Linked DNA regions of Homo sapiens: region 1 is linked to region 2. Evidence: chromatin contacts called from ENCODE Hi-C or POLR2A ChIA-PET data. All regions are on one chromosome and are shown on one strand. The core of a region is the stretch at or near the end of the contact, and the rest is flanking DNA. Distances in the headings are between cores, read along the strand shown.

Region 1 (6,470 bases), core at 3,372-5,871, 39 kb before region 2:
ACACAAACAGAAACCAAAAGGAAGCAGGAGTAGCTATAGTTGTATCAGATAAAACACACCTTAAAAAAACCCAAGGGTCATTATATATAATGATAAAGGGATCAATTCAACAAAAGAATATAACAATCCTAAATATATATGCAGCCAACACCACAGCACTCAGATTAATAAAACAAATATTACTAGATCTAAAGAAAGAGATGGACAATAACACAATAATAGTGAGGGACTTCAGCATCCCACCTACAGCATTAGATAGATCATTGAGACAGAAAATTAACAAAGAAACATTGGACTTAAATTGGACTTTAGACCAAATGGACCTAATAGACATTTACAGAACATTCCACTCAAAACTATAGAATATACCTTCTTCTCATCAGCATATGGAACATTCTCCAAGATAGATCATCTGTGAGGCTGCAAACCAAGTCTCAATGCATTTTTAAAGATCAAAATCATATCAAGTATATTCTCAGATCATAGTGGAATAAAACTAGAAATCAATAACAAGAACTCTGGAAACTATAAAAATACATGAAATTAAGTAACATGCTCCTGAATAATCTTGGGTCAATGATGAAAATTTAAAAATTTTTTGAGATGAATGAAAATGGAAACACAACATACCAAAACCTCTGGGATACAACAAAAGCAGTGCTAAGAGAGAAGTTTATAGCATTAAACTTCTACATCCAAAAAAAAAAATAGATCGCAAATTAACAACCTAACATCACACCTCAAGGAACTAGAAAAAGAAGAAAAAAACAAACCCAAAACTAGCAGAAGAAAAGAAATAAAGATGAGAGCAGAACTAAATGAAATTAAAACAAAAGAAAACAATACAAATTATCAATAGCACAGAAAGTTGGTTATTTGAAAAAATAAAATTAATAAATTGCTAGCTAGACTTACCAAGAGAGGTTATTTTCTTAATATTTTCTTTTCTCTAGCTTACTTTATTGTAAGAATACAGCATGTAATACATATAACATACAAAATATGTATTAATCCACTATTTATGTTATGGTAAAGCTTTGGTCAATAGTAGGCTATTAATAGTTAAGTTTTGGGAGAGTCAAATGTTATATGCAGATTTTCAACTGCATGGAGATAGAGGAGGTTACCATGTCTAACCCCCCCGTACAAGGGTTAGCTGTCAACTGTATTTGATTATTATCCTTTGATGTCTGCAGGGTCTGTAGTGATACTCCCTGTTTCATTCCTGATATTGCTAATTTGTGTCTTTCTTTTTTTATTTGGTGGGTCTTTCTAAAGGTTTATCACTTTTATTGATCTTTTCAAAGAACAATCTTTTTGTGTCATTTCTTTTTTATGTTTTCAGTTTTATTAATTTTGCTCCTTATTTTTTTCCTTTTTTTCTACTTACTTTGGGTTTATTTTGCTCTTCTTTTTGTAGATTCTTGAGATAAGAGCTTAGATTATTTATGTGAGACATTTTCTCTTTTTTAATGTAAGCATTTAGTGATATAAATTGTTTTCTCAGCAATACTTTAGCTGTGTCTCACAAAGTTTGATATTTTGTATTTTCATTTTTATTTCATTCCATGTATATTTTTATTGCCCTTGAGACTTCTTTGACCTTTGGATTATTTAAACATATGATATTCATTTTTCAATAACTCACTTGGTACAGATTTTCAGCATGGTACATTGGTTTAGTATTTTTACTATACTGTTCTTTTCAGCTGTTGATTTCATGCTGGAAGGAAAACCACAACTTTGTTATTGAAAGAGGCTAGAATTTTGTCAGCTAAATTGTGTTGACATGAAAATATATAAGAAACCATACACACACACACACACACACACACGTCCATGATGTTGACACCCGCAGCTAACAGCAGAGAACAAATTCTGATTTTGGAAAAAAACAAGGCTGATGGCAGATAGCATGGTAAACAAGAAACAGGAAAAGGAAGCTGTTTAGGAAGAAAAAATATCAGGTTGGCTCGGCATCTTTAAAAGAATCAGGCCAAACCAGAAACCTCCAGCGGAAATATCAGAGACAATATTTCAATGTCTGGGTTGACTATAGACAAACTGCATTTATTGTAAGTTGACAACACTTCCCCAACTTCCCACCATCACTGCTCTATCATAATAACAAGATCAATCAAAGTAATTCTCCTTTGAAAAACTGAAAGGGAAAAAAGACACTGCATTTAACATAACAATGGAAAGGAAAATTCCAGGAACTAAAGATATATCAAGAAGAAAGCAAGCAAGCCTGTACTTACTAGATGCCAGCAGCTGCTCCCAAGTTGTGATAACCAAAAATGCTTTCAGACGTGGCAAAATTGCACCCAATGAGAGCCACCGGTATAGATATGTGTATCCTTGTTTCCTGTTTTGCATGCTGTAATAAAGCCATGATGCTTGGAGCCATAGCAGCTACCTTGTAATTATGAGGAATGATGCCACAGAGGTGCTGAGGCTGGTAGAATTTGCTGCATCAGCCCTAGAACTACCTTCCTAACAGAAATTATCAGCCTCCCTCTATGTAAGCCACTTTAGTCATGTGCTCTGTTACTGGCAGCCAAGAGCATCCTAGTGAATCCACCAATGACCTTATTCCCCTGCTTAAAATCTTTCATTATTTCTGCATTCAACACTAATTTCAAATTCTATAGCTTAACACACAAAGACCTTTGCCTCCCTCCTCTGCCTTTCCCACCACCCATCTTAGCACACACTTTCCCCTCTTGAGCCAGAGTCCTTTGAATCAGACCTGAGATTTTCTGCCTCCTGAGTTTCTCGTTTGCTGGCCCCTCCACAGCATGTCCTCTTTCCTCTTCTCTCCCTGTTCTCACCCCTATGCACTTTTCAAAACTTAGCCAAGCCACTTCTTCCAGGAGGTTTTCCCTAAATCTCCATGTGACAGTTTTGAAATATGGTCCCCAAGTTAGTTAACAGTCCTCTAATAGAAAGTGATCATGTGTTCCCTGGGGCAGGAATTTGGGCCTCTGTGACCTTTCATAGCTCTGGGCACCAAAGCAGTGTATAATTGACTAATCCAGGGAGGAGTGTTATTCAAGGACACACAGGTGACCTTTGTGGTAAGAATGTGCTATGGGTGACATGAGCTGGCCAGAACTGAAGGCATGGAACCCAATTTAGCCCAACTCATCTCAATCCAACCAGCTAATGCTGCTTATCTTTCCAGTCTCAAACCTTGATGTTCCTGCCTCTTACACCATGCACCTCACCCACACTGAACCCCCTGATGGCCCAGAATATCCACTAGTGCATGAATATTCCCCTAGATCTGGCATTCAGCCCCCTCTCCCTGGATAACTCCTACTTGTCCTTCTGATCCCCCTTTGACATCACCTCCTCCAGGAAGCCTAACCTGCCTCTTCAAAGCTGCTATGCTCAGAGCCTGCCCCTCACATAGAACTTACCACACTGCCTCCTAATCATCCATTTCCATATCTGTGACCTCACAAGTATCTTCACAGGTATTCCTTTTTGAACCCCCAGCACCTAGAGGTATGCTATGCCCAGCTGTGAAAACAAATGTTCACAGCCTGATTGTGCCAATGGCCTGGCTGAATATGCTATGCTCCTGTCCTCCCTTCAGCAAGCATGTATTGAGGTCTGACTCTGTACTGCAGGTATATGGCTTCCTCATTGCACTACTGTCATCATTCAGGTTGCTGGAAAAATCAGCTATTGAGGACCCACCATCTATGTAGTAAGTATCTAACTCATATTAATTTATTTAATCCTCACACCAACTCAGTAAAGTCGGTGTTATAATTATCTGCAATTCAGATAATAAAACTGAGGTGCCAAAATTGCATAGGCACTGAATGCTAGAACCTGGGTTTAAACCCCCGTGGTCTAACTCCAGACCCATGGAATTAACCTCTACTCTGCCTGGCTTCCTTCTTCATGACTGCTTAGACACTTGTTACAAATGCAGAGGCCTGGGCCCCATCCAAAGAGCTTCTGTTTCTACAGGTCTGGGTGGAGCCTGGGAACCTATATATGCCAGGAGCCTCACCTAGTGTAGTCCACACCAACTTCCCACTAAGAAATGATGGCTGTGGCTGGGCGGGATGGCCGACGCCTATAATTGCAGCACTTTGGGAGGCCCAAGTGGGTGGATCAAGAGGTCAAGAGATTGAGACCATCCTGGCCAACATGGTGAAACCCCGTCTCTACTAAAAATATAAAAATTAGCCGGGCGTGGTGGTGCGTGCCTGTAGTCTCAGCTACTCAGAAGGCTGAAGCAGGAGAATCGCTTGAACCCGGGAGGTGGAGGTTGCAGTGAGCTGAGATTGCACTGCTGCACTCCAGCCTGGTGACAGAGTGAGACTCCGAAGAAAAGAAAGAAAAAGAAAGAAAAGAAAAGAAGCAGAGAGAGAGCGAGGGAGGGAGGGAGGGAGGAAGGAAGGAAGGAAGGCAGGCTGTGCCCAAGAGCACCAAGGAGTATGTCTGAGACTACATGGTCTGGTCCTAGTGAGCCTGTCTTGCTGCATCACAACACACTCTGTGCTTACTACCCTCGCTCCCTCCACCAGGAATGCTGTCGCTAGCCTCCCTCCTTCCACCCACCCTTATGTGCTTGAGCAGCAAAGGAGTGAGACAAGGGAGTGAATATATTTTCCTCGGATCTTCCTCTGAGAATGAGTTAGCAAATGCCCCAGGGACATCCCTACGTGGCCTCTTCCGGAGGCCCTGGAGCAGGCAAAGACGCCTCAAGCTTCTCAAATGCCTGTTTAGTCTTTGGTGCTACCAGAAATATCCAAAAGCCTTCATCTAGGACCCTACACACATTTAGAGCACACCGCCCAGGGCTCAGTCCTCTAAGTGCTAACCTTGGTCATTCTCTGAAGCTCCTCACAGCCCTGGTGATTCCAGCAGTAATTTGCTCTGCTTGAGACAGATCTGACCCAGAGAGCAAGGCAGCAGTGGAGCTTGGTGTAGCCCGGGGCCACCACCTGCATTTCCCCAACTCTAATTGGTGATGCCGTGTAAGTGGGCTGTGTGTGGTTGGGTGAGCAGAGCAGGCTTCAAAGAAAAGGGCCTCCACCCAGGAGTCGGTGAATTTTACTGTCACCCGACATCAAGGGAGTATCATATGATATTTGGCAGGTGGCCCAGAACAGCTCAGCTGCCGGAGCTTGTTGTAGAGTGGACAGGTTAGCATTTGGGGGATTCCCCAGAGTGTGGCAAATGGAAGCTCAGGCACCTCTCTTAAAGCCACATCAAAGTTAAGTTGCTAGAAAGCTAGCAAGACTCCTGCAGGTAACAGTCCCTAAGGGGAGCCTGAAAGTGCGGGATGGGTGAAGGTGGGAAGGAAAAGCAGGTTGGGGATTTTCCCCTAACCAATATTACTTGTTTTGACTATTGCTACATAACAAAGTGCCCCAAAATGTAGAGGCTTAAAAGAACCATTTTATTAGATCTTATAATTTTGTGACCCAGAAAGTTGAGTAGAGCTTGGCTGGGTAACTCTATTTTTTTTTCCTTTTTTTTTATTTCTTTATTTTTTTGAGACAGGGTTTTTCTCTTGTTGCCCAGGCTGGAGTGCAATGGCGGGATCTTGGCTCACCACAACCTGCACCTTGCTGGTTCAAGCAATTCTCCTGCCTCAGCCTCCCGAGTAGCTGGGATTACAGGCATGCGCCACCACACCCGGCTAATCTTGTATTTTTAGTAGAGACGGGGTTTCTCCATGTTGGTCAGGCTGTTCTTGAACTCCCAACCTCAGGTGATCCACCCACCTCAGCCTCCCACAGTGCTGGGATTACAGGCGTGAGCCACTGCACCCGCCCTGGGTAACTCTTCCAAGTGGCATCAGTGGGGGTCCCTTGGTGCTGTTGAGCTGGTGGATACCTGGGGCTGAGCAGAGAAGGCTGGAGAGCTAGGCGCAGCTGGAACCATCTACCATTCCTGCATGTGGCCTCACCAGCATGGTGGCTTCATGTGTCGCACTTCGAAAGTGGTGGTCAGAGCACCAAGTGAGAATGTTCCAAGAGACCCAGGTGGAAGCTGCAAGGCTTCTTATGAGCTACAAGTCCAAGAATGTCACTCCAGCCACATTCTATCAGTCAAGCAAGTCAATGAGGGATTTCAAGGGAGTGGAATTGGACTTCATCTCTCAGTGGGAGGAGCAGTAAAGAATTTGCAGCCATATTTAACCTCCCATGATACAAGAGAGCTAGGAAAAACTTGCAAGGCTCATTGTGGGATTTTTTTACTCCATACATGTTTGTTGAGTTCCTGGTATGTGCCAGCTACTGCCCTAGGCACTGGAGAGACAGACCAATGAACAATACAGAGACATGATCCCTGCCCTTATGGAGACTGTAGTCTAAAAGAGTCTAACAAATAATTACGCAGTGCCTGGCACATGATATGTGTTCAGTCAATGTTGAATACTGGTATTATTATTGTTAAATAATCATTAGGGGCCAGACACATTGGCTTACACATGT
Region 2 (6,684 bases), core at 3,666-6,165:
GCCAGCCTGGATGCTGGCTCTCTGTGAAGCTATGGCTGGACCAGATGCACCACAAGCAGCTTCCCCTGCTAGCGTAAGGGAATGCAGTGGTACACGGAGACTTAGAGATGCTAGGAACCACAAGGCCCCAAAGAGGAAGTCACGGTCCTAGCTTGGGGAGCACCCCAGGTCTGGGATCCCCAAAGGACCACAGCTTTTCTCTCCTCTTCGCCCATATGGCAAGCAGGGGGCATGTTTCAGCACTGTTTGTGTTACAGTTCTTTTAGCGTCACCATTTGGTGGGTCCAAAGTTCTTGTCCTGCAAACCAGAAGAATGAAGTATGCAGAGAAGTGCAGCATGAACAAGATGAAGAGCTTTATCAAGCAATAGAACAGCTCAGAGAAGACTCACAGTGCATAGCTCCTTTCTGCAGCCAGGGTGTCCCAATGAGTGTTCAGCTCCTACCAGAGAGGAGATGCTGGAGTGGGAAGCTCCTCTCTGCAGGCAGGTTATCCCATTGTCTCTGCGGCTCTCAGCAGAGAGGAGGCCCTAGAGTGGGTAGCCTCTCTTAGACAGGTCATCCCATTGTCTCTTCATCATCTCTCCATCCTCTTCCCAAATCTGGCTGAGTCCAGGGTTTTTATGGGCAGCAGAGGGGAGAAAGTCCATGGGTGGCCATGGGCCAGAACAAGGAAAGGCACCAAAAGGTCCCCCTGTGGTTCGTGGGACTGTCAGCCCAGCCACCTGGCTTCAGGCCTTCCCCAGCTTGAAGGTGGGGCTTCACCAGGGACCTGGCCCTTTCTGCCCAGGAGCTTGTTCACCACCCACCACTGTTTATGGGACTCAGGCTGTTCATGCCAAGGGTTGCCTGCAGGCCAGGAATGAGCTGCCCTCAGCGCCCCCCTCCTCAGCCTTCCTCCTGTGCTCATCGGTGCACAAAGTCCAGAGGGGGCCAAGGTGACAGGGCCTAGCATGTCAGCACTGCCCCAAGCATGCACACATCTGGCCAGGTTGCAACAGCACCCAAGCTTGGCCCCAACCTTACTCCAAGATCAGAGCAGGCAGTGACAGTGGGGAGAAGCCAAACAGCAGGAGCAGGTACTTCCAAGCCTGTGGGCAGCGGGGGACCTTCCCAGGCCCCCGACAGTGCAGAGATGCCTGGATCCATAGCTACAGCAGGGTGGCTGTAGCAGTGCCTTGGAGGGCGGGGCTCCTGCCTGTTCCTAGCTCCCAAGAGCACAGGGGTGCCCAAGTCACAGCCATGGCTTCAGCAGCTGCAGTTGTGCCTGGGGAGTTCCGTGTCCCACCAACTTCTAAGGGGCAGGGCTCCCATTTGTCCCCAGCTCCTGCCGGCTGTGTGGAGCATGCAGCCCCAGCCACACCTCCTCTCCGCATTTTCCCCACAGTGGTTCTGGGCAAGGTGCAGGTGGCGTGGTGGCCCTGGCCAACCCCGCACAAATGAACCTGACACTCCCAGGGCTAGCCCTGAAAGTCCCAGCTACACCTTTGGCCAGATACTCACAGGCTCCCAGAACACGGCAGGGAATGAGTTGAGGCTGCGGCAGAGGCTCCAGGCCTGAGAGTAGGTCCTGCCCGGCCATGCAAGGGTAGGGGTGGTGTGCAGTAAGCTGCCTCAGGGATGCAGGGCATGGGGATGCAGGGCACAGAGGTCCCACCACCCCCACTGCTGCTCCTGCAGCTGCTCCTGCCACCACCGCTCATGCCTCCCTGCTGCAGCTGGCATGATGGTAGCAGCTGCTCTGGATGGCCCACCACTGCCATTATTATCATATAATCCAATCACACTCCTAGTTATAATCGAGCTCAAAACTATGTGTAAACAAAAACCTGCATTCAAATACATATCGTGTATAAAATACTTTTTTATACATAGTGTATAGTGCATAAAGTATTTTTCATAATTTCAAAGAAATAGGATTAACCAAGATGTCCTTCAATAGGTGAAGGAATAAAAAAATCTGTGGTATTTCCATACAATAAACTCAAGAGATGCAGAATAAGCATTTAACAAAACCCAACATCATTTCATGATAAAAACACTCAACAAATTAGAAATAGAGGGGAATTTCCTAATCTGATAAAAGGCATGTATTAAAAACCCACAATTAACATCATACTTGTAGTGAAAGACTAGAAGCTTTTCTCCTAAGATCAGAAACAAGACAATGATGTCCATTGTCCTCTCCTATTTGACATTGCATTGGTGGTTCCAGCCAGGACAACTAAACACGGTGGGGGGAAAAGTACCCAGATTGGAAAGGAAGAAGTGAAACTATTTCTATATGCAGATGTCATGACTTTATAGTACATAGAGAACTGAAAGAATCCACCAAAAAAACAAAAACAAAAACAAAAAACTATTAAAGCTAATAAATAAGCTCAAGGTACAAGATCAATATATAAAAATCAGTTGTATTTTTATACAGTAGCAATGAACAATCTGAAAATGAAATTAACAAAACAATTCCATTTACAATAGCATAAAAATACTTAGGAATAAATTTAACCAAGAATGCACAAAATCTACTCACTGAAAACCACAAAACAATGTGGAAAAAAAACTAAAGAAGACATATGTAAATAGAAGGACTTTCAGTGTTCCCGGATTGGAAGACCCAATATTGTTAAAACGGCAATACTCCCCAAACTGATCTACAAATTCGATGCAATTTCCATCAAAATTCTTTTAAAATTTCTTGATAGTGTCCTTTGACACACAAAAGTGTTGTAGGTTTTTTAGCCCTTGCATCTGGCTCTTTAATCCATTTTGAGTTAATTTTTGTATATGATGTGAGGTAAGAGTACAACTTTGTCTTGTATATGACTATCTAGTTTTCCTGGCACCATTTGTTAAGAAGAATATTCTTTTAACACTGAATGGCCTTGTAAATGGTCTTGATTTTTGACCCTTGTCAAAAATCAGTTGACAATCCCAGCACTTTGGGAGGCTGAGGCAAGCAGATCACTTGAGCCCAGGAGTTGAAGACCAGCCTGGGAAACATGGTAAAACCCTGTCTCTATAAAAATTAGCCAGGCATGTTGGTGTGCACCTGTAGTCCCAGCTACTCAGGAGGCTGAAGTAGGAGGATCACTTAGGCCTGGGAGATTGAAGCTGCAGTGAGCCATGATCGCACCACTACACTCCAGACGGGGCAACAGAGTGAGAACCTGTCTCAAAACAAACAAACAAAAAATCAATTGACCATAGATGTATGGCTTTCCCCATTGTATTTCATTGATCTATATGTCTCCAATCTTGAATAGAAGAAAGAACAAAGTTGGAGGATTTGTGATTTCAAGACTTACTACAAAGGTAATCAAAACTCTATGGTACTGACATAAGGATAGATGCAAAGACCAATGGAATATAACTGAAAGTTCAGAGCTAAGCCATAGCTATAAATCCCTATAACCTGACTAGGCAAGGATTTCTTAACTACAACAGCAAAATCACAAGCAACAAAAGAAATAATTTATAAATTAGATTTCGTGAAAGTTAAAAACAGGTCAGGCATGGTGGCTCAGGTCTATAATCTCAGAGCTTTGGGAGGGCAAGGCAGGAGGATCACTTGAGGCCAAGAGTCCAAGATTAGTCTGGGCAATATAGTGAGACCCTGTCTCTACAAAAAAATTAAAATAATTAGCTGGATGTGGTGCTGTGTACCTATAGTCTTAGCTACTTAGGAGGCTGAGGCGAGAGTATCTCTTGAGCTCCAGAGTTCAAGGCAATAGTGAGCTGATCATGCCACTGAATTCAGGCCTGGGTGACAGAGTGAGGGCCTGCCTCAAAAAAAAAAAGGAAAGAAAAGAAAAAGAAGATGTAAAGCATTTGTGTGTCGAAGGGTATTATGAAGAATTAAAAAGAAACCCAAGGAATGAGATAAATTATTTTTAAATCATATCTCTGATAAGGATCTAGTATCCAGAATGTAGAAATAACTCTTACAATTTAATAATAAAAAGACTAATAACTCAAATTTTTAAAAGGCAAAGGTTCTGAATAGACACTTCTACAAAGAGATACACAAATGACCAATACACATATAAAAAGATGCTCAACATCTTTATTCATTAAGGATGTGGAAAAACTGTCTCCTACTGTTGCAGCTGTTTCACTCCTGTTGTTTGGTGAGTGGGAGGGAGTGTTACAGCTCTTTTACTCCCCCCACTGGTGAGCTCCAAGTTCTTGTCCCACGACCAAGAAAAATAAGGCACACAGACACTGGAGAGTGAAGAAGGCAGAGTTGGATTTATTAAGCCACAGAAAAGCTCTCAGCAAAGAGAGGGGACCCAAAAGAGGGTTGCTAGCTAAAAGTCTGAGTCACAGGTTTTTACAGGCTTAGAATGAGGAAATACGTGCTGATTGGTTTATGGGTAGGCTTGGAAAAAGCACTACTCAGGAAGAGGTACAATAGTGTAAAGAACCAATTGGGGGCTGAAGTGAAAGCTTGGACTGAGACCTTGGCCCAGGACCAATCAGGGGCTGAAGTGACGTTACACTTTATGCAAATGAAAATTTGGCGAGCAGCTAATCACAGAAAGATAGGTATATGTTAAACAGGTAAAAGGTAAGGACCAATCGGGAGGAAGCATGTGAAATGAGACAAAGGCGTGCCAAGGAGAGGGATATATGTTCAAAAAAGGAGTGGAATTTGTTCATCTGGATTCATGGAGTAGGCGTTTCTATTCAAACATGCAGGCTCTTTTCTTTATCCAGGGCTTGCAGCTTGATTTTCAGGCTGTTCTTGGTTTGAAGGAGTTCCACCAAGGATCCACCCTAACTGCCTGCCTGACTGGCTTCTTCCTTCCTCCTCTCTCACTAGCTGTCCCCCTCTGGCCCCCTGGCTCTCTCTGAGACTCCTCCCATCCTCCTCCTCCAGCCTTCTGGGCAGGACAGGTGTTTCAGTTTCTTTAAGTGAAATATGAAACAGAGAAGCACCATTTCTGCCTCAAGACGCATGTAAAGAGGTGTAGATTCAGGTGAGTTCCTTTACAAACATTTTAAACTTATGTTTTCCTCTAATTGTAACAGCCTATATCAGGAGTTCTTAAGCTTTGCTGCACATCAGAACCACCTGGAGGGCTAGTAAATATGCTGATTCCTGAGCTACCTCTGAAGGCTCTTATTCCTTTGGTATAGGGATTTCCCAAGAATCTGCATTCTTTTCAGAAAAGCTGATCTGGGCTGGGCGCAGTGGCTCATGCCTGTAATTCCAGCACTTTGGGAGGCCAAGGCTGGCAGATTGCTTAAGTCCAGGAGTTCCGGATTGGCCTGGCAGATTTCTTGAGTCCAGGAGTTCCTTACCTAACATGATGAGACCCTATCTCTGCAAAAAATACCCCAAAAAATTAGCTAGGTGTGGTAGCACACATCTGTACTACCAGCTACTCAGGAGGCTAAGGTGAGGGGATCACTTGAGCTCAGGAGGTTGAGATGTGATCACACCACTGCATTCCAGCATGGGTGATAGGGCGAGACCCTGTCAAAAAAAAAAAAAATCAAAGAAGAAAAATTGGCTGGGCGTGGTGGCTCCCACCTGTAATCCCAGCACTTTGGGAGGCCAAGGCAGGTGGATCATGAGGTCAGGAGATTGAGACCATCCTGGCTAACATGGTGAAACCCCGTCTCTACTAAAAATACAAAAAAATAGCCAGGTGTGGTGACGGGCACCTGTAGTCCTAGCTACTTGGGAGGCTGATTCAGGAGAATGGCATGAATCTGGGAGACGGAGCTTGCAGTGAGCCAAGATCACACCACTGCACTCCAGACTAGGGGACAGAACGAGACTCCATCTCAAAAAAAAAAAAAAGAAGAAGAAGAAAAATGGATCTGGGAACCATACTTTGAGTAGACCTAACATATAAATAATATTTTTCTTATGCTGAAAGAAGTAGAGAGGTTTATTTGGCTACATATCTTTATGTAAGGCCTTGTTATTACTGGTGGTTGTATAATTTAGAGCTGTCTTTCTCAATCTAAATTATATTACAGTCCAGAAAGCTAAATTCACTCCCTTAGAGTTGAGGTGGGCCACAGAGATGGGGAGGGAGAGAGACAACCAGCAAAAGGGAGCCAGTTCACTGAATGTAACTTGGAGGGGTTTGAGATTTGACATCATTTTCCTTTTTATCTCCAAAGGCTTCCAGGCCCAGAACATGACTGCCTCTGAAATTTTTGAGTAAATGAATTAATAACCAGCAAAAAAAATGAATGATTTTTATAGATGTCCAATATCCCTTTTATTTCTAATTTGCTGAGAGTTTATATCATCAAAGGGTGTTGAGCTTTGTCAAATGCTTTTCTACATTTATCAGAAAAGATCATATAGTTTTTTTCTTTATTCTATTGATATGGTGACTTAAATTGATTTTCATGTATTAAAACAATCTCATATTTCTGGGATAAACTCAACTTGGTCATGTTATATTATTCTTTTAAAATGTATTGCTGGATTTGATCTGCCAATATTTCGTTAAGAATTTTTCTGTCTATGTTCACGAGGAATATTGTTCTGTAGTTTTCTCTTATTGTAATTTGTTGGTCTAATTTTGGTATCAGGGTTATTCTGGCCTCATAAAAGGAGTTAGAAAATATTCCATCCTTTATTTCTATTTCTTATAGTTTGTGTAAAACTGGTGTTATTTCTTCCCCAAATGTTTAAAAAAATCACTAGAAAAATCCT

The links. Hi-C counts contacts between places; a loop is a spot of excess contacts on that map. ChIA-PET counts read pairs that join two places held with the same protein, here RNA polymerase II (POLR2A). Pooled maps may share reads with other maps.
Region 1: a map of naive thymus-derived CD4-positive, alpha-beta T cell shows a loop between it and region 2 (2.0-fold over the local background). The contact joins the enhancer-like site here to the promoter of XCR1 in region 2. A Hi-C loop is called at or near these places in 8 of 168 maps with a recorded cell type or tissue (CD14-positive monocyte, CD4-positive, alpha-beta T cell, DLD1 and 4 more), 2 of 37 single-sample maps with no recorded cell type and 8 of 50 pooled maps. POLR2A ChIA-PET finds 5 or more read pairs at or near these places in 5 of 52 experiments (CD4-positive, alpha-beta T cell, CD4-positive, alpha-beta memory T cell, GM12878 and 2 more).

The regions. Positions count from the first base shown.
Region 1 is chr3:46,064,147-46,070,616 of GRCh38, reverse strand. It overlaps a transcript of XCR1 not described here. Among named protein-coding and RNA genes, the nearest start is that of XCR1, 40 kb to the right of the region's middle. RefSeq lists an enhancer at 812-981. Within about 2 kb of position 4,621, at least 9 of the 41 ENCODE cell types and tissues checked have a DNase peak (open chromatin) inside an H3K27ac peak, as active enhancers do; they include CD4-positive, alpha-beta T cell and heart right ventricle, where a contact is called at or near this core.
Region 2 is chr3:46,025,714-46,032,397 of GRCh38, reverse strand. XCR1 (X-C motif chemokine receptor 1) reads left to right here and starts at 4,915. Exons shown (of 2, transcript NM_001024644.2): 1 at 4,915-4,981. RefSeq lists an enhancer at 1,077-1,577 and a silencer at 2,177-2,346.